2 separate regions of the Homo sapiens genome follow, and region 2 is linked to region 1. The links are chromatin loops, found by intact Hi-C in ENCODE. Cell type or tissue: IMR-90. All regions are shown on one strand. Links, peaks and the distances in the headings refer to the core of each region. The heading gives the core; the rest is flanking DNA.

What was found. A loop is a pair of places that touch in the nucleus more often than their neighbours do. Peaks named below come from ENCODE experiments on the same cell type or tissue, not always from the same donor. Only the 100,000 strongest peaks of a DNase experiment are listed, where the experiment ranks them.
Region 2: it touches region 1 in a loop (2.6-fold over the local background); 1 of 110 quality-filtered maps calls a loop at or near these places.

What each region holds. Positions count from the first base shown.
Region 1 is chr3:99,318,895-99,329,851 of GRCh38, forward strand. It overlaps LOC107986104 (a long non-coding RNA gene), which reads right to left and starts at 10,952. Exons shown (of 3, transcript XR_001740816.1): 1 at 10,922-10,952; 2 at 6,430-6,543. LOC105374004 (a long non-coding RNA gene) reads right to left here. Exons shown (of 3, transcript XR_924266.2): 3 at 10,944-10,957. It also overlaps the pseudogene ARHGEF28P1. In IMR-90, for the core only: no CTCF peak of the experiment used is centred there; a DNase peak (open chromatin) is centred at 1,267; H3K27ac peaks cover 387 bases.
Region 2 is chr3:99,501,886-99,512,842 of GRCh38, forward strand. All of the region lies in intron 1 of LOC105374007 (a long non-coding RNA gene), which reads right to left. It overlaps LOC105374005 (a long non-coding RNA gene), which reads right to left. Exons shown (of 5, transcript XR_007095985.1): 4 at 4,014-5,701; 5 at 1-1,483. Among named protein-coding and RNA genes, the nearest start is that of COL8A1, 130 kb to the right of the region's middle. In IMR-90, for the core only: no CTCF peak of the experiment used is centred there; a DNase peak (open chromatin) is centred at 4,246; H3K27ac peaks cover 290 bases.

The DNA.
Region 1 (10,957 bases), core at 293-2,792:
TGAGCCACCGCGCCCGGCCGAAATTCTTAATAATTTAGAGAAACTCAGGAGAACCCCTTAGAAGTATAAAGTATCAATAGGACATAATCTGTGACTCATGGTTAAAATATGCTTAGTCAGTGTTCAGGGGCTCTGTGTGGCACCACTCCAACGACATCGTTTGTAACATTTTTGCACAAATGGAGCAAGACTATTAGTCTGGTTTGATGAAACACAAATCTGAAGAGATGGGATAATGGAGTAGTATCACAAATCAAGAAAGCCTGAACTATGTGAAAAACCTCGACCCATATAAGAAAAATATGAAGAAAAACAAGTTAATCAGAAAAAATGAGAGCCATAATAAATTATCTAGTTTGGGGAGAATGCATAACATTCTCGAGTCCAGCAGGAGGGACATATGTCATATTTATACCTCAGGATCACAAAAATGGCAGAATTGAATCATGGCAGCAAGGAGGACCTCAGATACCTATTCTTGAAATCTCCAGTAGATCCCTTGTTGGGTTCTTTATTTCCACCTTTCTCGATCATGTCTACATCTATTCCTCATCTGGAGTCAAAGTTAACTTGAGAAATATTCCCTGCCTTTCCATCTCCTGCCCACTCTTGAACCTTGATTCCCACCACTGCATTCTTGATTCCCTATGTTCAGCTCTTTGGCCTTCTTCCTCTTCCTAGAAGATGCAAAGACTATTCACACTTTGGGGCTTGTGCACTTGCTATTGCTCCGTGTGGAATATTCTACCCTAAGGCATTTTTATGGTTTAATCCCTCTTGGAATTTGGCTCTCAGCTTAAGTGTTACTTCTTTAGTGAGGCCTTTCCTAAGCATCTAATTTAATGTAATGGATATAACTCCTTACCCATAACTTTCTGTCATATTATGGTAATTTACTTTGTTTACAGAACCTGTAATTAGCTGAAATTATTTTGACTTTTTTTGTTTATTATGTCCTCTGTCTCCTCTCTCTGTCACGTTCTCTGCTATATTTTTCTTAACAAGAGCCTTACGTGACACATAGTAAGTACTCTTTATATATTTAATGTGAAAATCAAGTTACCTGACTAACCCTGAGGTTGCTTTGCTAATAATTTCATCTCTTAATGAGTCCATAAATAACCAAAAGGAGTTGCTAATTTGAATTTAATTCTTAGCAACAAGGGAAAACTGACTGAGTCAACGGACGTGAAAGTAACTTTGGAGAATGTGAACAATGTTCTTGGAATTTATAATAAAGCTGTGGAAAGCAATCCTGGGGGACAGCCAGATATCTACTCTGGACTTTAGGAAAGCAGGCCTCAAAAAGTGTAAGACAAATTAGGAATGACTACATGGCTAGAGATTCAAAAGAGAAGACTGCTTCAGGAGATGAAAGAATAACAATAACATTTTGATAATACAGTTACTGATTACATTTTTTAAAACAAACAGAAATTGGAACCCTAGGTACTGTCTGGGATGAGGTCATTTTTAAAAAGACATGTACAAAAGTCAGAATAAACAGTGTATAGCCAAAAATAAAAATATAAGAGTTCCATAAACCATAAAAATATAAGAGTTCCATAAACCATAAACTCTTATAAAAATATAAGAGTTCCATAAACCATCAAGTTGAAAATAGGCTGTGGAAAACAAAATACAAAATACAGAACTTAAATGATTTTTTTAAAAATTAAAGTTTGCTCTTCCCACAGTGAAAAGAACATGTAGAATCAAATTTATTTGGGAGAGACAGTGTAACATTAGTATAATGCTAAACTCATTGTTTTATTCCAACTTTTATATATAGAGAAAGATATTCAATCCAAAAAAAGAAGAAATATGGAGAAGAGGAAAATAAGGCACAAGATAAAATAAGACAAATTAATGGGGAGATCAATGTAGCCCAGAGTATTAAAACAACTTGAAGTAACACAATGTTTACATTGAATAACATTGAATAGCAAGGAGACAAAAAAGGAGCCTTATCTTAAAGTTCACAATGAATAAAATGAATTTTTGAAACTAGAGACCTATTAGTTTGTGTCTTTCATGATAAAGTTCTAAAGCATGTTATTAGGGCTAGATGGGGGTGTATTCCGTGAACTAGGAACATGGCATTATGTTAATATAAATAAATCCAAACAACTGTTAAATGGGTTTTCTTACACAAATAAGCTTGGAAAATGTTGGATTAATTGAAATTAAAGAAGATTTTCCTTTATTTACTGCAAGATTCGCAGTTTATAACATGCAATCTGCACTGAGACTTTCCAAGAAAAGGCAGATCATATGTGGTGTTTTTAGAATCTCATGGAACTAGTATCTTAAAGAACATACTTTGGGAAACAGTGTTCTGGTGACATGCTGCAGGGTTTTATACTTTCATATATTGTGCTCCACACTTTTGCTAATAACTTAAACAAGGACAAGATGGCCTGCTTATCACATCTACAGCCAACACAAAGCTAGGAGAGACAGTTAATATGATGGATGGCTAAATCAAGTTTAAAAAAATATTATGACAGGTTGGAATATTGGGCTGAAACTAACAAGATAATAGTGGTCTCCAAAATTATCTCATATGTACAAGACAGGAGACACCTGGCTTAATAATAGTCATTTCTATCAACAAAATCTAGAGAGCTACAAACTCAGTATGAGCCAACAGTGTGTTGCCTTTGCAACAAAAACAATGTAGTAAAACTGTTATACTGGGATGTCTTAACAGAACAAAAGGGCTTAGAGGAATTCCTAACTCCGTTGTCTTCAGTACTGGTCAGGCAACATTTGGAAGGTGGAGTGATGGAAATATGCTCAGTGGAAAGCTACTGCACCTATCATTAGCCATTAAGACCTGCATTCTACATTAACTAAACTCTAAGTCAACCTTAATAGACGCCTACTATAAAGAATAACTCTTGGCCGGGTACAGTGGCTGATGCTCGTAAGCCCAGCACTTTGTGAGGCTGAGGCATGCAGATCATGAGGTCAGGAGTTCGAGACCAGCCTGGCCAACATAGTGAGACCCCATGTCTACTAAAAATACAAAAATTAGCCAGGCATGGTGACAGCCACCTGTAATCCCGGCTACTCAGGAGGCTGAGGCTGGAGAATCATTTGAATCCGGGAAGCAAAGTTTGCAGTGAGCTACGACCATTCCATTGCACTCCAGCCTGGGCAACAGAGAGACACCCCATCTCAAAAAAGAAAGAAAGAAAAAAGAACAACCCTTAAATATGGAGCTAAAATAATGCATATAATGTTTTCAAGAGGAATAAAAAATTGCTAATTCACATTAAAAACTGATTTTACTCAAGAGGAAAAGAAAACATAAAGAATAAAATACCAGAAGTCATCATCAGTCCTAAATAATGTTTCTACTTATTGATCACCCCATAGGTACACATATTGCTTCTAATCCTCAGAAAAACTCTGCAAGGTAGATATTATTAATCCCTATCAACAGATGAGGAACTGGGAATGTCCATGTAATGCCAGCCAGTAAGTCGCTGAACCTGAGTACAAACTCAAATTTGTCTGACTCTTGTGCTCGTGATATTTCCTCTACAGCACTCAATCTTCTGCTAGGGAAAGGAAGGCAGACTTGGTCAGATTGTCCTTTTCCATGCATCAATCTCTATTTTATAATAGAAAAAAATCACAGAATGTAAATTCCTCAAGGAAAATGACCCTACTTTATACCATTCCTACCCACTCCCACTGCTACCAGTATAGCAATAATATAGTATATAGTAAGCAATTTAATCCAATTCAAAAAACATTGATTCATTCAGCAAATATTTATGAAAAGTCTACCATGTGCAGGCACTATTGTTGGCCATGAAGATACAACAATGAAAAAAACATGCAAATTCCCAGACCTCATGAAGCTGATTTCATAACAGGAGAAATTACAATGCCATGAGAAGCATATGAAAGATATGTTTATTCTTGGCCACTTCATAAAAATTATTTAAAATTGCCCATTAAATAATTGTTTTTAGGACTGTGGATTAATTTCTATTGCTGTGTGACAATTGGCCACAATCTGTAAAACAACACTTATTTATAATCTCACCATTTCCATGGGTCAGGAATCTAGCACCACGCAGCTGAGTTCTCTGCTCAGAGTCTCACATAGCTGAAATCAAGGTGTTGCCTTGGGATGCTGCCTCACCTGAAGCTTGTGGTTCTTTTCCAGGCTCATTCAGAGTGTTGCCAGAATTCAGTTCGGAGATTGTAACACTGAAGTCCCTGTGTTCTTGACTGATGTCTAGGAGGCCCCTTCTTGATTAATGTGAAGGAGCTCCTAGAGGATATCTGCCATTCCCCAACATGTTGGCTCTCTCTCAACATGGCAGGTGCCCATTTAGGGCTAACAAGAAAAGGTCTCTGCTGCTTCCAATTTCTGACTTCTGTCCTTGACCTCTAGAGTCAAATTTACAGGACTCGGGTGATCAGGTCAGACCCACCCAGATCATCTCTGTTTTGATTAACTCAAAGGCAGTTGATCAGTAAATTTAAGTACATCTACAAAATCTTCAGTAATTAAAATCAAAGTTTACAGTGATTAAACTCCATCATTAAAATTAGTAATCTTATCTCTTCAGAAATCTATTTTGCTATATAATATAACATAATCAGAGGAGTGATAGCTCATCATATTTTCATCCATCCATGCTCAAGGGAAGGAGACTACACAAGCACGAGTCATTTGGGGCTCATCTTAGAATTCTGCCAATCACAGGCTGTAAAGGAGTTTGAGAATTCATTTCTTCCAATTTCTTGCTTTATATTTTTCATTCATTAATTCACTCATTTAATATATATTTACTGAACACAATTACATGTGTCCTATGTGAAGAGATGCAGTTAAGTAAGTAAGACAGAAGTCATTGCTCTCAAGGCCCTAAAAGTCTAAAATAATTCAATAAATTGGGCTGGGTGCGGTGGCTCACTCCTGTAATCCCAGCACTTTGGGAGGCTGAGGTGGGTGGATCACTTGAGGTCAGGAGTTTGAGACCAGCCTGGCCAATGCAGTGAAGCCCTGTCTCTACTAAATATATATAGATTAGCCAGGTGGTGTGATGGCATGCACCTGTAATCTGAGCTACTCAGGAAACTGAGGAAGGAGAATCGCTTGAACCTGGGAGGCAGAGGTTGCAGTGAGCCAAGATCATACTGCTGCATCTAGCCTGGGTGGCAGAGCAAGAGTCTGTCTCTAATAATAATAATAATAATAATAATAATAATTCAATGAATAATAATAATTCAATTAATAATAGTAAAATAAAACAGTATGATAACAGCAATAAAAGTATGTGAACATATAGATTTGGCACAGAGGAAGGGATCAATCATCTAGAAGGGCCAGAGAGCATTGTGATATGATGCAGTAACTATATATTAGTAAGTGGACTCAAACCCTTCTGAATAAATAACCTTTATTTTGAGAGTTTCATGGAAGGACTTACCATGATGACACATTCTCTCTTACTAGTATTAGCTTGTTGTCATTAACAACTATGAATACTAAAATTTCCCACTTCTTCTGAGGTGTACCTTGCAAGGTGCAGCTCCCCACTCCAAGGGCTAATCAATTTCCAGGTACGTCTGTAAAGTGAAATTGATGAGTCTATGGAGAGGTCTTTATCCATCCATGAATGGAGTCAGAAAGGTCTCATTTTCTGTGAACAATAACACTATCTACTTGCTTTATTACTTTCTTCCATATGTAGGTTGGAAATACAGGTTAAGTCATACCACTAGTAAATCTGTAGCAAGATCTCACAGGGGAATAAAAAACAGTGAATGCATTCATTTCTTGGCTTACATATGGGGGAAGTACATGAATGCCTGGACTCCAAAGGGACAACTTTGTACAGTTCTGTTTGTAGTTACATATGGTCTGTATAAACAGATGAAGGGTCTTTGGCTTCCTTTAGACCAAGAAGGGTAGTGAGATTCTAGCAGCCAGAAACAAAACACTGAAGGCTGGCTACAAACAAGTTTGATCAATGGTCTGAGAGCTTCAATTCACCATTCTATTTCCTTAGCAAGCACTTCATCTTGTGCCAGCCACTGCTGTGCATGACGTTTGATTTTAGGGACTGGCTATTCATCATCTTTTGGTTTTCTCTCCAGGCACGAGGGTGCCAATAAGGCTGCTTATTGCCTCAGGATAGCAGGTGGCAATGTTGGCAGTTAAACAGTCAGCGAGATGTCAATCTTACTTTTATTGCTCTGTTCCAGAAAAACATAGAACTGAATGAAAGCACATTTCCCCACCTCTCAAGTTTTCTAAACTGTTACATTATTTGGAAAAAAGAAAAGCTTTGCAACATAGAAGTTTCTTTTAGTTCAGAGATTCTACTTGATATTTATTTCAAGAATAAATGAATGAATTCTTCATAGATTCTGCCGAATATGTCAAGGAAGATTTACCTTTTTCTGTAAAAGCAAATAAGGACGTTGTCTTTTGTAGTAAGATTTTGAGTGATTTACTGTCTCATGAGTTGATCCATGCATGTCGTCTGCAAGGTTTCATATCATCCCAGACTAAAACGAAACATGATGAGAACAGTGTTAATTCTATACCTAGATCCTCTCAGAATCCCTTTGTGGTTTCTTTCTGTGCTCCCACCCCTTAACTCCTCCATGCAGTCCTCCCAAAGGTTTACTCCCACACTTTGCTTCAGAGGACTGTCGATGAGCAACTGGAGCTGCTCTTCCCAGAGATGCAGCATGCTGGGAGATATTGTTCCAAGGGTAGCTCACAGTTTATGACATCAGCTCTGTGTTGTAATTTCTGTTCTACCCTACCTTAGACAACGGCTGAGATTGAGACATGGCTTGGCTTCTTCCCTTCTATTTTCTCTCATTAGCTTCTATTAGAAGAACTTCCTTAACAAATCTACTCATTCAGATAAGTATTTAAAGAGATCCCTCTAGCTGTGACATGCAGAAGAGAGAGTTGGCCAAGATTACATGAAAATAAGACTGGCCTTCGAAATATTGAGCACATCATACTTCTTTGGGTAGAAACACTTCGCGGCGGAGGGGGGAGCAGGCAGTCCCACCTTCAGTCAGAGCAGAAACTCCTTCTAAAGCACGCATTACAGAGAATCATTCAGCTTAAGCTTGAAGATCTGGAAGCTCATTCTCTTACAGAACAGTTTTTTTTAATATAGTCACACCTGTTATAAACATCTTCCTATAATAGGCTTAAATGAGTCTCCCATGAGTTTTGCCCGTTGCTCCCATTTCTGCTGTCTATAATCTCACAGATGAAAACTGATCCTTTTTCCATGTGTGTAATGGTTAATTTTATGTGTCCATGTACCCCTTGAACTTAAAATAGAATTTGAGGGAAAAAAAAAACAGAAAAAAGAAAGTGCTACTCCCCAAAATAGATTGTTCCCATACCGACAAATTGATGCCTGCATTCTCTCGAGCGTGCATTATTGTATACCAGAATCACTATGCACAAACATGGCAAGAAAGGACCTATCCCAAAAGTATTTCTGGAAAAGTTTAATATCTGCCTCCAACAAATACTTGGCTGTGTGGTTAAGGGTCAGTATCAATGTCACTGCATTACAGTGAATGTAATGCAGGGAGCCTTCTTCACGAGCTGCACTGGAGAGAAGCTTGGGGATGATCTTCCCCCAAAACTGAAGCAACACAAATCAAAACCAACACACAACTTTAAAGACACCAGCCCCAGGATAGCAGTACTTAGGATCACTGCCCCTGAGATTACAAATCCAACTGGCAAAATGATCCTTGAAAGTCACTTACATGCAATAAATACATAAGATCATGAAAAAAGAAATTATGTGTCAACTTTACTGGGCCACAGGGTACCCAGACATTTGGTCATACATTATTCTGAGTGTGTCTTTGAAGGTGTTTCTGGGTGAGATTAATATTTAAAAGAATGAGTAGAGTGAGTAAAGCAGATAACCCTTCCTAATGTGAGTGGATCTCATTTGATCAATTGAAGACTTGAATAGAACAAAAAAGCTGAGTAAATGAGAATTCCTTAAACCCTGATTGCTTGGAATATTGGTTTTTTTCCACCTTCACCTCAAACTGAAACCCAGCTCTTCTTGGGTCTAGAGCCTGCCAGTTTTTGAACTGGAACTACATCATTAGCTCTCAGGTCTCCAGTTTGCCAAGTGCAATAATGCATTTACTACATATATACATACATGCATACACACATACACAAACAAACACAATTGATTCTGTTTCTCTGCAGAACCTTGACTAATACAACAACCCGCAGGTAGGAATATCCCTATGTAGTCTAATTTAACATCTACTGATATCTCAAACATATTTCATCCCCCTTGCCCAGCAGAAACCTTTGGCACTCATAAGTACAAATGAATAACATGAGAAAATAGTACATTAATTAAGGAATAACTTTTGTTTTACTCTTATCCTAAATTTTATCACCTTTTGAAATAGAAGACACCTGACTAAAGCTCTAAAGAGGTTGGGTGACCTTGAGGAAGTCATACCATCTGTCTAGGGCTGCCGCTTTATCTTCTATATCAAAAGAGCTTTGAGTGGGTGAGATACAGGGAAGAATATTTTAATTTGGGAAGTAGAAGTCTTGATAAGAGAATTAATACAGGAAGTTGGGGTCTGGTAGAGTCTCATAATTGAGGCTTCTATAAATTCTGGAGTGGCACGAGGTGTTTGAGATAAGGAAGGGTGCAAGAGGGTGGAAAAAGACTTCTGGTCATCTTTTTTTTTTTTTTTCTCAGCCCAACATAAAAAGCTGAGCATAAAAAGAAATTTCCACTGATTATTTTGACTGATGCCTAGTTTACACATACTTCTAAAACAAATTACTAAATTTAATATCTTTGTCTGTGTATTTTAGACATAAACTATTGTCTTTGATCACTTTTTATGTGGTGAATCCAGCTGTTAAGAACAGAATCAACAGAGTGTTTCTTGGCTACAAAACAATTGCTAAATCATATATTAATATCTGACTTGGTTGGCAACTCTAGGATAAAATTCTCTAAGAGTATAAGTCAAGGAAATAAAACCTCATGGCCTTCAATTACGATCTTTCCTGTAGGCCAGGCTTTTAAGGCTATGGAATAGAAAGATCGCACATGACTAAAACTTGCAAAGAAGTTTTGTGTTTTAGCAATAGTTATTTCCTGGGAAAAATTAATATCTCCTTGAGAAGATTACTTTCATCTTTTTAAAATCTTGGCCATTTCTCTTTATGTATTTCTCAAAAATTAATGGGTTAATAAAAAAGATTTGGAAAATGATAGCAAGCACTGAGCTATTTGAAGATCTAGACATCTTAACTGGATTCATTTACTTAACTAACACAACTCTACATTTGATAGTAGTTTTCCTTTGGCTACACACCAATAGCATTTCTAATGTCAGTCAACTTTATTTATACACAAACTCTCTGAAGAGAATGTGTAACATTTCAAATGTATGGCCTGAAATTATTTTAATAATCTTCTATCATACCAAATTATTATTTAAATCTTATCCTAGATTTCCTCATCTTTTACTTTATTTATTTATATATATATATTTTTATTATACTTTAAGTTCTAGGGTACATGTGCAAAACCTGCAGGTTTGTTACATATGTATACATGTGCCATGTTGGTGTGCTGCACCCATTAACTCGTCATTTACATTAGGTACATCTCCTAATGCTATCCCTCCCCCCTCACCCCACCCCACAACAGGCCCTGGTGTGTGATGTTCCCTTTCCTGTGTCCAAGTGTTCTTATTCTTCAATTCCCACCTATGAGTGAGAACATGCGGTGTTTGGTTTTTTTGTCCTTGCGATAGTTTGCTGAGAATGATGGTTTCCGGCTTCATCCATGTCCCTACAAAGGACATGAACTCACCATTTTTTATGGCTGCATAGTATTCCATGGTGTATATGTGCCACATTTTCTTAATCCAGTCTATCATTGTTGGACATTTGGGTTGGTTCCAAGTCTTTGCTATTGTGAGTAGTGCCGCAATTTAGTTCTTGGACTTCAGCCCATTCTTCTGAGCTTTAGAAAGGTGTCTTTTATTTTAAAAGATGACGTTATAGGCATGGGCAAGGACTTCATGTCTAAAACATCATCTTTTAAAATAAAAGCCACCTTTCTAAAGCTCAGAAGAATGGGTTGAAGTCCAAGAACTAAATTAAGTCTGGGTGACCTTGAGGAAATCATAACACCTCTTTAGGATTGCTGCTATTCCTTTTATGTCAAAATAGGCTTTAAAATATAAGATCTCTGAAATCACTCTCAACCAGATGATTCTACAATTAAAATAGGTTCTGTCAATATAAGTTATGTGTATACTCTTATTTAGCAGTATTTACTTTTTAAAAACTGAAATTTAAAAAGTATAAGCATTTTCTTTTACCTATTCACAATAACAAAGACATAGAATCTACCTAAATTCCCATTGGTAGTAGACTGGATTAAAAAATGTGGTACATATATACCATCGAATACTGTGCAGCCATAAAAAGGAACAAGATCATGTCCTTTGCAGCAACATGAATGGAATTAGAGGCCATTATCCTAAGCAAATTAACATGGAACAGAAAACCAAACACTGCATATTCTCATATGTAAGTGGGAGCTAAACATTAATATATATGGGCACAAAGAAGAGAACAACAGACAGTGGTGCCTACTTGAAGGTGGAGGGAGGGAGGAGGGTGAGGATTAAAAAATGACCTATCAGACACTATGCTTATTACCTGGGTGATGAATAATCTGTACACCAAAGCCCCATGACACACAGTTGACCTATATAACAAACCTGCATGTGTATCCCTGAGCCTACAATAAAAGTTTAAAAAAAGAGAAAACATCATGCTTAATGAAATAAGCCAGACACAGAAAGCCAAATATTGCATGATTCCACTTACATGAGGTTACCCAGAGTATTCAAATTCATAGAGACA
Region 2 (10,957 bases), core at 3,285-5,784, 190 kb after region 1:
ATTAGAGTACAGAGTTTAAATTAGGTAAACACTGGGAAGGAATCAAACAAAAACCTATTTTGTGCTAAGCTGGGAATCTCTTGTGTGTTGAGTAGTGGTGTCGCATGCAGTCCCAGGGCCCTTGGCTCCAAGTCCACACAGCCAGGCACTCCCTGGGCTGTGCCCAAGGCCTTGAGGGCAATGGCGTCTGGAGTCTCCCAGTTTTATTGTTGGTTTGCATAACTCTCGCAACCAACTCTAAACTAGAGGTATATCCTGAATTGGACCTCCTGGGAAATGAAGTGATTACTTCCAAATTCACCAGTCAGAATCTCTGTAATCTGGAGCTCTTGGCTGTGGCCAGAAAAGAGCAGGGTGGGTGGAAGGTGGAAAGTCCTCCACTGAGCTCTGCCACTGGTTGCAAGTTATAGAATCAATATCATACAGAAGCAAAATGACCACCCTTGCATGAGTTACTAAGAGCACCCATATTATTCCAAAAAACATGGTGGGTTGTGGAAATAGAGGATAGATGCTGGCCAAGCAATGCCTGCAGATGGGAAACTTCTAACCCACCCTTTGGGAGGCAATCTCATTCTTGATGAAGCCATTACAAATGCAACGACAGAAGATATTACAGTCACTGCAGTCACCACAACAGAGATCTTATGGGGAAAAATCAATATCTTAATTTCTTCTGGATTTTTTAATAGAAAAGTATTTTCTATTCCAAATATTAAACATGAGCTTCAGGAGGAGTAACTAGACTAAGGTTTTTAGATCAGTACATGTAATAGAGGAACATTCTTGTTTGTAATAAGCTTGTTTCTTCCTTGTGTATTTGTTTTCACAGTAAGGGCTAAATTCTCCCCTCTCTGAAAAGTGAGAGAAGAAAACTACAAAAATACAGTTGACAATTATAATAAAGTGTATACTTTTATATACTTTGATATATCAAAACCTATTAAAAATTTAAGGATAAAGGCATATTAAATGCTATGAAAAAAGTATACCTATTACTTTCATATGACACACTCTACACCTAACCTTGGGTGCACTAAACATTCTAATTCTGCATTCTTTATTCTGAGAAGTCTACTTCCTGACTTGATACATTCACCTCCCTGGCAGGGTATCAGCAGAGGAAATGGAGTAGTAGAAACAGAAATACAAACTCCCATGCAGTTGAAAGCTGAGAAAGAGAAACTGTGATATGTACTTTACAGGCCGGCTTTCTCTCCCCTAACTCAAAATTAGAGCAAAGGGAATGAAATTTGAGCAATCATAACTCACATTTCTATAGCTCCTGCAGTGTACAAAGAGCCTTTACACATGTGATCTCATTGAAACAGCAAAACATTCCACCTTCTGAACAATTTCTAGGGTCAGAAAGTATATGTGTAAAACAGAAGGTGGCCTGTTCTTAAATAAGGATCTTCTTTATTGATAGTAGGTCAACACAAACATAGCTGAGTCCCTTAGGTTTGGGTTCCAGAAGCAGACTCTGATGGAACAAAAAAAAATAATAAAGAGATAAAATGTGAACAAATGTGGGAGTGATTCACTCCTAACCAGGAAATTGGGACAGGGAAGGAAAAGCAGCCAAGCAAAGGCGGGATTTCAGGCAAAGTCCTAGCTTCAGCCTGATCCCCAAAGGGAATCTGGAATATAAGCCACACTTTAGAGTTTGTCCTGACCAGTAGCACAGGGGCTGGGCCTTCATATTCCTGAAGATACACTCATGGGCTAAGGGCTTAGGGGAATGGAGTGGAGTGATCGGGGAACACAAAATCCCGGACACTTCTGGCTGTCTGCACAGCTCCAGAAGAGTTGCAAGTGAGGACTGTTAGGAGAAAATCAAACAAACAAAAGAGGGGAAGCTCACAGACATAAACAGTAAAAGGGATTTGAGGGAATCTGGGCAGAGTAATAGCACAGTCCACTGTGGGTTTAGCTTTACAGAAAACAGACTTTGAAAAACAGAATATTAAGGCTACCAATTCAAAGCCCAATACCAAAACTACTGAAATGTTTGCAAAAAGAATGTCATGGTGTAAGTGTGAAAAGTAGTTGAAGGAGAAAGATCAAATGGACCCTTACTATATGGTTGTTCAAAGGTGGCTTAAAATATAAAATTCTATTGAGCAAATCACATGGCTCAATTAAGGCCAACACTAAATTAATTCTGACTGTTACTGACTAGCCACAAAAGACGTAAGACAAATCTTTTCACATTACTGAGTCCCAAGCTGCTTTTTAAATGGAGGGATAGGAGATAAGGTTATAATAACAATTAACATGTATTTGTATATTTATACTGTGCCAGGTGCTAAGTGGTTAGCCTAGATGATCTCATTACAAGTTAGTGTTATAAATCTCCCCATTTCATAGGTCACACAAGCTAGTAAAGGGCAGAGCCATGGTTTAAACCTAAACATGTCAGTTTCAAAAACTGGGTGTTAAACTGTTCCAATACTGCTTCCCAGAGGGAATCCACGTCATTTATAGCTCTGGAATTCAACTGTTTGAACTCATGCCCTATGAGTTCACATGTGGCAGATGTAAGAAAAGAGGGACACAGAGTAAACAAAGACATTCATAGACAGGATACTGTCTCCACATTGCACAACTCCTAGGGACACTGGTTACCACCTGCATCCGCCATCTAGGGTTTTGCATTGCTGGGATATTCAACAAGGCCCTGATTAAGCAAGTTTAGATGATTCCTGCCATCTCAATTCCTGATGATGTGCCTAACCAATATGTTGTAAACTTAGTTGGGTGGATTAGCTTTAGAAAAAGCTAATTGAGATGTCAAGGCCTAAAGACCACATTTTCCTTTTTTTCTTTTTTTTTAAGCCTTTCTTTTCTATTGCAAGTTACTAAGGAATTTGCTGGCTGTCCAAGTAATTCTTAATATTTTTTAAATCCAAGGTTTTCCCTAACTTAGTGTGCTGCCTGTCTCCAATAACAAAGGCCTTCAGACCACACTAAACACAAATGTCACCTTAAAAGCTTGTACCATTTATGATGGCAGTGAGGGGAGTAGGTTAAGGGTGAAAAGGTTTTCACCTCACACACACATCATACAGGAAACTTATTTATGTGTTAAGCACTACCCATGACTTTGGCCTAGATTTAAGGCCTGAAAATTAGCATAAAATTTGTGTTCTATTAAAGTACTTTTCAGACAGATTTGACTTTGTCAAAGAACTCAAAACATTTTAACATGAAGATTTATTCCCACATTCTTGGGATAGATCTCCATTATAGAAATTATCAAATTATTATTATCTGTTTATATAAATTTATGAATGCTTCCTCTTGAAGGTAATCTCTTTGAGGACAGAAGCCATGACCTAGGTGTCTCTCTTTCCCCAGGTCTGGAATATGACAGCTACTCACTGTCAAGGAATTAATGAGTCTATAGTACTATGCAGCACTGAGCATGTTCTCCTATCTCCTCAAAGAAGAGAGAGAACCCTTACATTTACTTATCAGAGAACTGAGAAAATGAAACCACATTCTTCATGTGTGAAGAATCAAGTGACATTGTACCCTAGGGACTCAATAAGGCTACTCCATCTTGCAAAAAAAAAGATATCTTACTAGAAATATTAAAATAAAATGTCAAGATGTGTATTAAACTCGGTTGGACCAGAAATGTATATTTTTTATTCAAGCATGAAAAGGATATGTATCCATCCAATGTGGTTTTCAGAGCCTATGTCCCCATGTAGGGGAAAAAATTCTCCCTCACCACTCGCCTCGAGACCCACCCTTAGAGCTTTATTTTTTTTAGCACAGTGTTTAGGGTGGAATGGAAATCCCTGTGGGATAGGAAACACTTTAACCTTTAACTGTAGTTATCAATCACTTATAATGTAATATGAATAAAAGCTCTCAGAGCAGAATTTTTATCAAAAGCACTGAGGATGTGAAAGTGTAGTTACACTTATATCAAGGATTATATAGTAAAATGAAAAAAGAGCAGAGTTTTTCTGAAGTCACATTTCACCTCTTCACTGACTTACTTTGGGCTGGCCTTGATTGGAACCAGGAGGCCATTCGTCTGTGGGCATCAGGACCAACCCTCCCCTCCAAAGCAGAAACTCAAAATACACTGCAGTCTTCAACCATTCTTTCTGTGGGCCCAATGCACAGCTGCTGTTGCTTCCTCCTCAGTCTGGGGAATCACCCAAAGATCATTAGATTCAGAATGACTTGGCAAACCAAAATCTTAAGAGAGTGCAGTCGCGTGGCCCAGTCACTATTCCACAAGTCCTCGGTTGTGAGTCACAGTCAGAGTACTTCACAGACCTTAGCAAGTGATGTAATAATCTGGAGCCCGAGAATTGTGAAATCGAGGATTTGCCACCAATTAACCGTGTAACTGTAAGGCTTTGGTTTCCTTAAATGTTAAATATATATATATATATGAGGGGAGGGGAGATACTGCATAATCAAATAAAAGTAGGAAATGCTTCATTAAAAGAAACTTAATACTTTTTTTTTTTTATTTTGGGAATCCCCAAAGCCTATAATATGTTAATATGAACTGCAAATCTCCAGGAGGGGAAACAGTGTCCCAGGTTTCCCAACCTCATTTCATTTTGGAACCCTATTTTCTTTTTTCTTTTTTTTTTTTTTTTTTTTTTGAGATGAAGTCTCACTCTTTCACCCAGGCTGGAGTGCAGTGGCGGGATCTTGGCTCACTGCAACCTCAGCCTCCCAGGTTCCAGTGATTCTCCTGCCTCAGCCTCCCAAGTAGCTGGGACTACAGGCACGTGCCACCATGCCCAGCTAATTTTTGTATTTTTAATAGAGACAGGGTTTCACCATGTTTACCAGGCTGATCTTAAACTCCTGACCTTGTGATCCACCCACCTCGGCCTCCCAAAGTGCTAGGATTACAGGCATGAGCCACCGCACCCAGCTGGAACTCTATTTTCAAATATCATTTTCTAGAACTCGTATTCTACTGGTTACAATTTGGAAAATGCTAGACTAAGTGATCCCCAAAGGCCTCCAAGCATTAATATTCTAAAATTTTACTCTCTGATTCTTTTCTTCCCCCTTTAATCCTAATAAGGAGCTCCACATGAGATTCTGCATATCCAAACTCTTTGCAAACTTAAAAATACCAAAAAACTGTTAGCTATTATAACATGGGGGCAGGACCAGGGAGATGAAGCGTATCCTGTCAACACCCTGAGAACATGGGTAACAGTCTCCACTAGAAAATCTCTGACCTGCAATTATGTCTTTTTGTAATGTGCTTAATTACATACTTAGAAAATAAATTCTAGAATTCCAGCACAATTTTTGTTTAAGGAAATAAGAAAATCCTTTGTTTTGCATAAACGGTGTTACAACTAATTAAGGGAGAAATTAGCTGCCAGGTTACATGAAAAGATAAGACCTGATTCCATGACATCTTCTTTGCATTCATGAGAAGCGAGCTGATGGTCTGCTGCCTGTGTGGTGTTTAGCTCAGCCTCCACTGACTGGGACTCATTAGCCAAGGGTTACAAAAAATGTAACCAATGCTTTTTCCAGATATTCCACCGCAAACCAAGTAAGACGGTGTCTGTCCCTTGCCTTGAAGGCCTGGGTCTGAGCCACTCACGATGCTCCCTCCAGCTCAGCCTGCGGCATGGGATTTTCATTAGATGGCGTTCCTTGTATTCAAGCAAGTCCTGCTGGGGTATAAATACCGCTCCTTTGTTTTTGGAGAAGTGAAGAAGGAGGTAAGCATGTTAATAAACAGCTATTCATTAACTTTTTAAATAATTTTAATGTTCAATAAACTTCTTGTTCTAGTCTTGTTTTTCCTAAGAATAAATCAACATATATTCCAAGTGGCTTTGGGAAGTGGCTAAATATTGCCCATGCTTTTTCCCTTAGTGAAAGTTCCTCCCATTTTGTGATTTGAGAGGCTTATTCACAAGTAGCATTCACCAGAAGAGCCACAGAACTGCTGATGCTTGCAAGGCTCAGGATAATGGGATATGAAATACAGACATTAGAGGCCCAAGTGAACACAAAAAGCCACACGCAGCCCAAGCCCAAGGTCTAAATTTCACTGTTCTGGAACTGCTATGGGCAGTCCCAAGGCCAGGGTGGGCAAAGGAGGCTCCTTCAATGTGGGATACCCTCCCCAGCTCTCCCCATTTTCCTCTTGGAGATACTCTGTTAGTTTAGAGAGCAATAGCAGATTCTCTGTCTCTGGATGGCTGCTGTTAAAATCTACAAGAGTTTCTTACCTTACATTTACTTATCAGATTAAACTGTCCTTTCAGAAGAACTAAGAAAATGAGACCACGTCTAAGGAGCATTATTATGGGGCATGAGATTGGATCCTGATAGGACCTGGGTGGCAGAGAGTGGCAAGGACTAGACACAAGGGCAGCCCACAGGATATTCACATTTCATGGGGCCTTGCCAACCAGAGCAGGAGTGAAGAAGTTAGAAGAGTATGTCAAAGAGAAATTCCAAAAGGGAACTCTGAACAGGAAGGTGGCCAGCTTCACAGGGAAATAAGTGCTTCCCCAGCAAGCCCTGCCCAGCCCCCAAATCAAGCTCTAATGAGAGTTCTTCCAGTCCAAACAGTATCCACACTCTCAAGCAAGGAAACAAAAAGGGAAAACAGCAAACCTAAGTCACTTTAACAATATAGCTCTTCCATGTTCTGGACACAAGAAGGACAAGATTTTAGAGAGAATGACACAAAAGCACACATTTTCTCAACAATCAGAGGTTCCATATACCTGAACTGTTGCCAATTCAATTCAAGTAGAAGTTTATGCCCCAGGGATAGTGACTTTGCTAGTGCCCAGAATAGAGTGGAAGGGCTCTGGTAAGAGAGAGGTGAAAATTAAAAGTGACAGTATCATGTTTTGGAAACATCATTGTAAGGAAAATAATCAACAGGACAAATATACTGAGGATCCAGACACTTCTCTTAGTAAATTGGTTGAGAGAAAGGGAAATAAACAACTGAGCTGGGTAGCCTTGTTTTCCTCCCATTGAGACTGTCTCCTCAAATATCACACATCCATCCTCAGCAGTGACAACTCCAAACCTTGGTGGTTCTGTACTTTTGCCACAGACTTTATTCTTGAGAAGCCAAGAGCAGCAGAAAACCTAACTTTATGTTTTCCTTTTTGAAAGAGCCTTGAACTTCCTTCTCAGAAATTTACCAAACAATGTAGAGTAGGCTTGGAGGTAGGTGGTTTTTTAAAAAAAAAAAAAAGAAAAAAGAAAAGAAAGAAAAAACAGACTTCTGAACATCCAGGATGATATTCAGCCTGAACTGCAGTTAAATTTCAATAAATAAATACATAAAATATATCATCTAAAGACATTACTATTAGACCACCAGAAACCTTAAAGGAACCCAAAATGTATAACCTTAGAGGAGACCCAAGGCCACTTAAAGAAGCCTCGTTTTACTGAACCACAGCATAGCTGATCGCTGATGCACCCTCAGAATTGCATATTTATACTCTTGTCTGCTAGTAGAATAGGTGGCTGGGCTTTTGTTTTGTTTTGCTTTATCCAAGTGGAATGCATTTCTCTAGGAGCACAGCGTATCTTGGACCTGGGTCTGGATGGAGCCCAAGGAATGCAAGATCAGAGAGTGCCTGAAGTTACCAGATAATGGCCAAGAGGCAACGAAGCTTTTGATTCTGTAAAATAGAGAATGGGACTAGACGAACTCTAAGTGTCTTCCAGCTTGAACATTCTGTGATTCTATGCTTCCACCCCACGTGCCATATTCATTGACAAACAAGGAAAATCCGATCTGGACTGGTGGTGGTTTTTAAAACCTCACGATTCTATAAAATACCAGGAATATGTGATCATACCAGACATATTTAATATGTGTGTATTTCATCATTGCAGAGCCCTTCCCAAATGTTAAACTGGGGCTAGGGTTCAAGGGTATTTGAAAAAAATTTTTTTAAAAATCTGGCCTTTAGGTTTGTGCTATATTAATCTATGGGAAAAACAGCAAAGATTCTTAGGGGGCTGTGATCCTGAGGGCTATAATCAGATATACACTAAAGAACTCTATGATGAAAAAAAAATCCTTGAGAGAAGGGTTTGGAAAGGGAGATCTGAATGGTCAGTGTCTGTAATGAACTAAATATGTATTCACCCGCCCCCATTCGTATGTTGAAATCCTAACCACCAAGGTGATGGTAGGAGGTGGGGCCTTTGGGAGATGATTAGGTTATGAGGACAGATACCTTATGAATGGGATTAGTCCTCTTATAGAAGAGACCTCAGAGAGGTTCCTGACTCCTTCCACTATGTGAAGTTACACAGAGAAGACACATCTATGGAGAAGCAAGAATCTGTCAGCACCTTGATCTTAGACTTCCCAGCCTTCAGAACTGGGAGAAATAAATTCCTATTGTTTATAAGCCACCAATTATAGGAGTATTTTGTTACGGCAGCCTGAACAGACCAAGACAGGCTTGAAGTTATGTCCAGCTATTATTAAAGATCTTTTGGCTGAGCTAACAATATGTTAGAAAAACTAAAATGGTTTTGTTTGCAAAAACAAAACATATTTAGATAACAAGAACAAAAAATTACATATTCATTTTTTAAACTGAGGTTTAGCTTAGATCCAGTAAAATTCACCCTTCTTAGTACACAGTTCTATGGGTTGACAAACACATATGATCATGTGTAACTAGCACCACAGTCAAGATAAAGAACAGTTCCACCATCCAAAAAAACTCCCCATGCCGGCCCCTGGCAGCCACCTACCTGTTCTGTCTCTACAGTTTTCCTTTGAAAGAAGGTCATTTACATGGGACAGTATTCAGCCTTTTAGACCTGGTGTTTTCATTAGCATAATACATCTGAGATACATCCATGTTATTGCATATATCAATAGTTTGTCCTTTTTGTAGCTGTGTATTACACTATTGTATGACTTTATCACATTTGGGAAACATTTGGGCTATTTCCAGTTGTTGACAATTACAAATAAAGCCACTGTGAGCATCCCCATACAGGTTTTTGTGGGAATGTAAGTTTTCATTTGCCTATGGTAAATACTTAGGGAGGGACATTCCTAGGTTTGTATGCTAAGTGTAAATTTAACTTTATAAGAAACTGCCAAATTGTTTCCTAAAGTGACCAAACCATTGGCATTCCCACCAACAATGTAAGAGGTCAAGTTCTTCTCCAGCCTCACCCACACTGGATATGAACAGTTTTCTCTTTAAGCTTTTCTAATAAGTGTGCATTGACATCTCATGTGGCTCTAATTTGCCTTTCCTTGCTAATTAATGATGTTGAGCATCATTTCATATGCTTATTTCCATCCATTTATTTCTTTGGTAAAGTGTCTACTCAAATCTTTTGCCTACTTTTTATTGGGCTATTTTACTATTGCCTTTCAAATGTTCTTTTGTATTCTGGACATAAGTTTCTTATCAGATATGTGATTTGAAAGTATTTCCTCCAGCCTATCCTTTTATTCCTCTAAGAGTGAATGTTGAAGACCTATAGACCACTTTGAAGCCCACTTTTGAGAGTTGATAGAAAATGGAGAGACGGTGAAAGCCCATATCTCTCGTTTGCTCTCCATCTTCTCTGTGGAGAATGTTCTTCAGAATGGATATTGTGCTACAAACACAGCAGGAGGGAATTAAGTTTATTAAACGTATTAAAATTTACATAAGTGCCAAGAGAACATTTACATTCTCTAAACAAGCTCTATAATGCTATCAGGGAGAATTTTAATGTCTGTGGCTGAGAGAAATGCAAATGTGATGTGTGCCCATGAGGAAATGGGAAAACCAATAGAGGATCAGGAGTATTGCAGACCCACCAAATGTCTTTCTTATTCCAAAACAGAGAGAGAGAGATGGAAATAGCACCCACCAAAGGACAGTGAGCTATCCTCACTCAGAAGAGGGAAACTAGTTTCTACTAGTAGTTAGCATGAGTTCATTAATAGGTCACATGAGATTAACCTGTTTTTCCTATTTGGCAGACCAAAAGGCCACGTGTAATAGCTATGGAACATGTGACAGCTGCATTTTACAAAGTCTCTCTAAATAGCTTAGTTGATAATATGGGAAAACAAGGGAGATGACCATTTGACTAGTTGCATTTGTAATTTTTGAATAACTGTACACTATGCAATAGTCATTTATCTATGTATCAGTGGCAACCTAGAGAGAAATTTTCTTAATTATATCATAACATAATTTTATTAATAATTCATATAAAAATGTGAAAGATAGATATCCCAAATTTGTAGATGGTAGAAAGCTGGAAATTATTATGAATGATTTAGGACCAAATAAAGACCAAAAACATCTTCTCAAGCCAGCCTGAATACAATGAGATGAAATTTAAAGGAGACAATTTTAAAATATTTCACTGAAGTCCAAAAACAGTTTGAGTTCTGGGTAGTGAAGGACACAGGGCTCAGCATGAAAGGTGAAAACATGACTTATGGTTTAAATCAACAGCAAGCCTGAGATAAATCAACAGTGAAATACAATGTCCAAAATTCCTAATATGCAATCTTGGGATATGTTGACGAACGTTTATCATTTTAGAGTGAAGAAGGATGATAGTTCTATTTGGCCAAACCCAGAGTTTTGTGTCCAATTTAGGGCACTACACTCTAGGAAGCCTATAAACTGAGCATGTCCTGAGAACAATAGTCTACCATATGATGTAAGCAATGATCAAGGAAATAGGAAATGATGGACACATGAGGAGAGAAAAAGACTTTGGGACCCATAGTTGTTGACATACAACAGTTAAAGGTTTGCATGGGATCAAAGAATCAGACTTGTTCGAGATAACTCCAAAAAGGTTATAACTCTAAGATAACTCTAGAACTAAGGCTAGGAGCAGAAAGGTCCTGAAAGGAGAATATTTCTGACATAGTTGTTGAAATATGAGCTACATTGTTTTGAAAGTTAATAATTCTCTT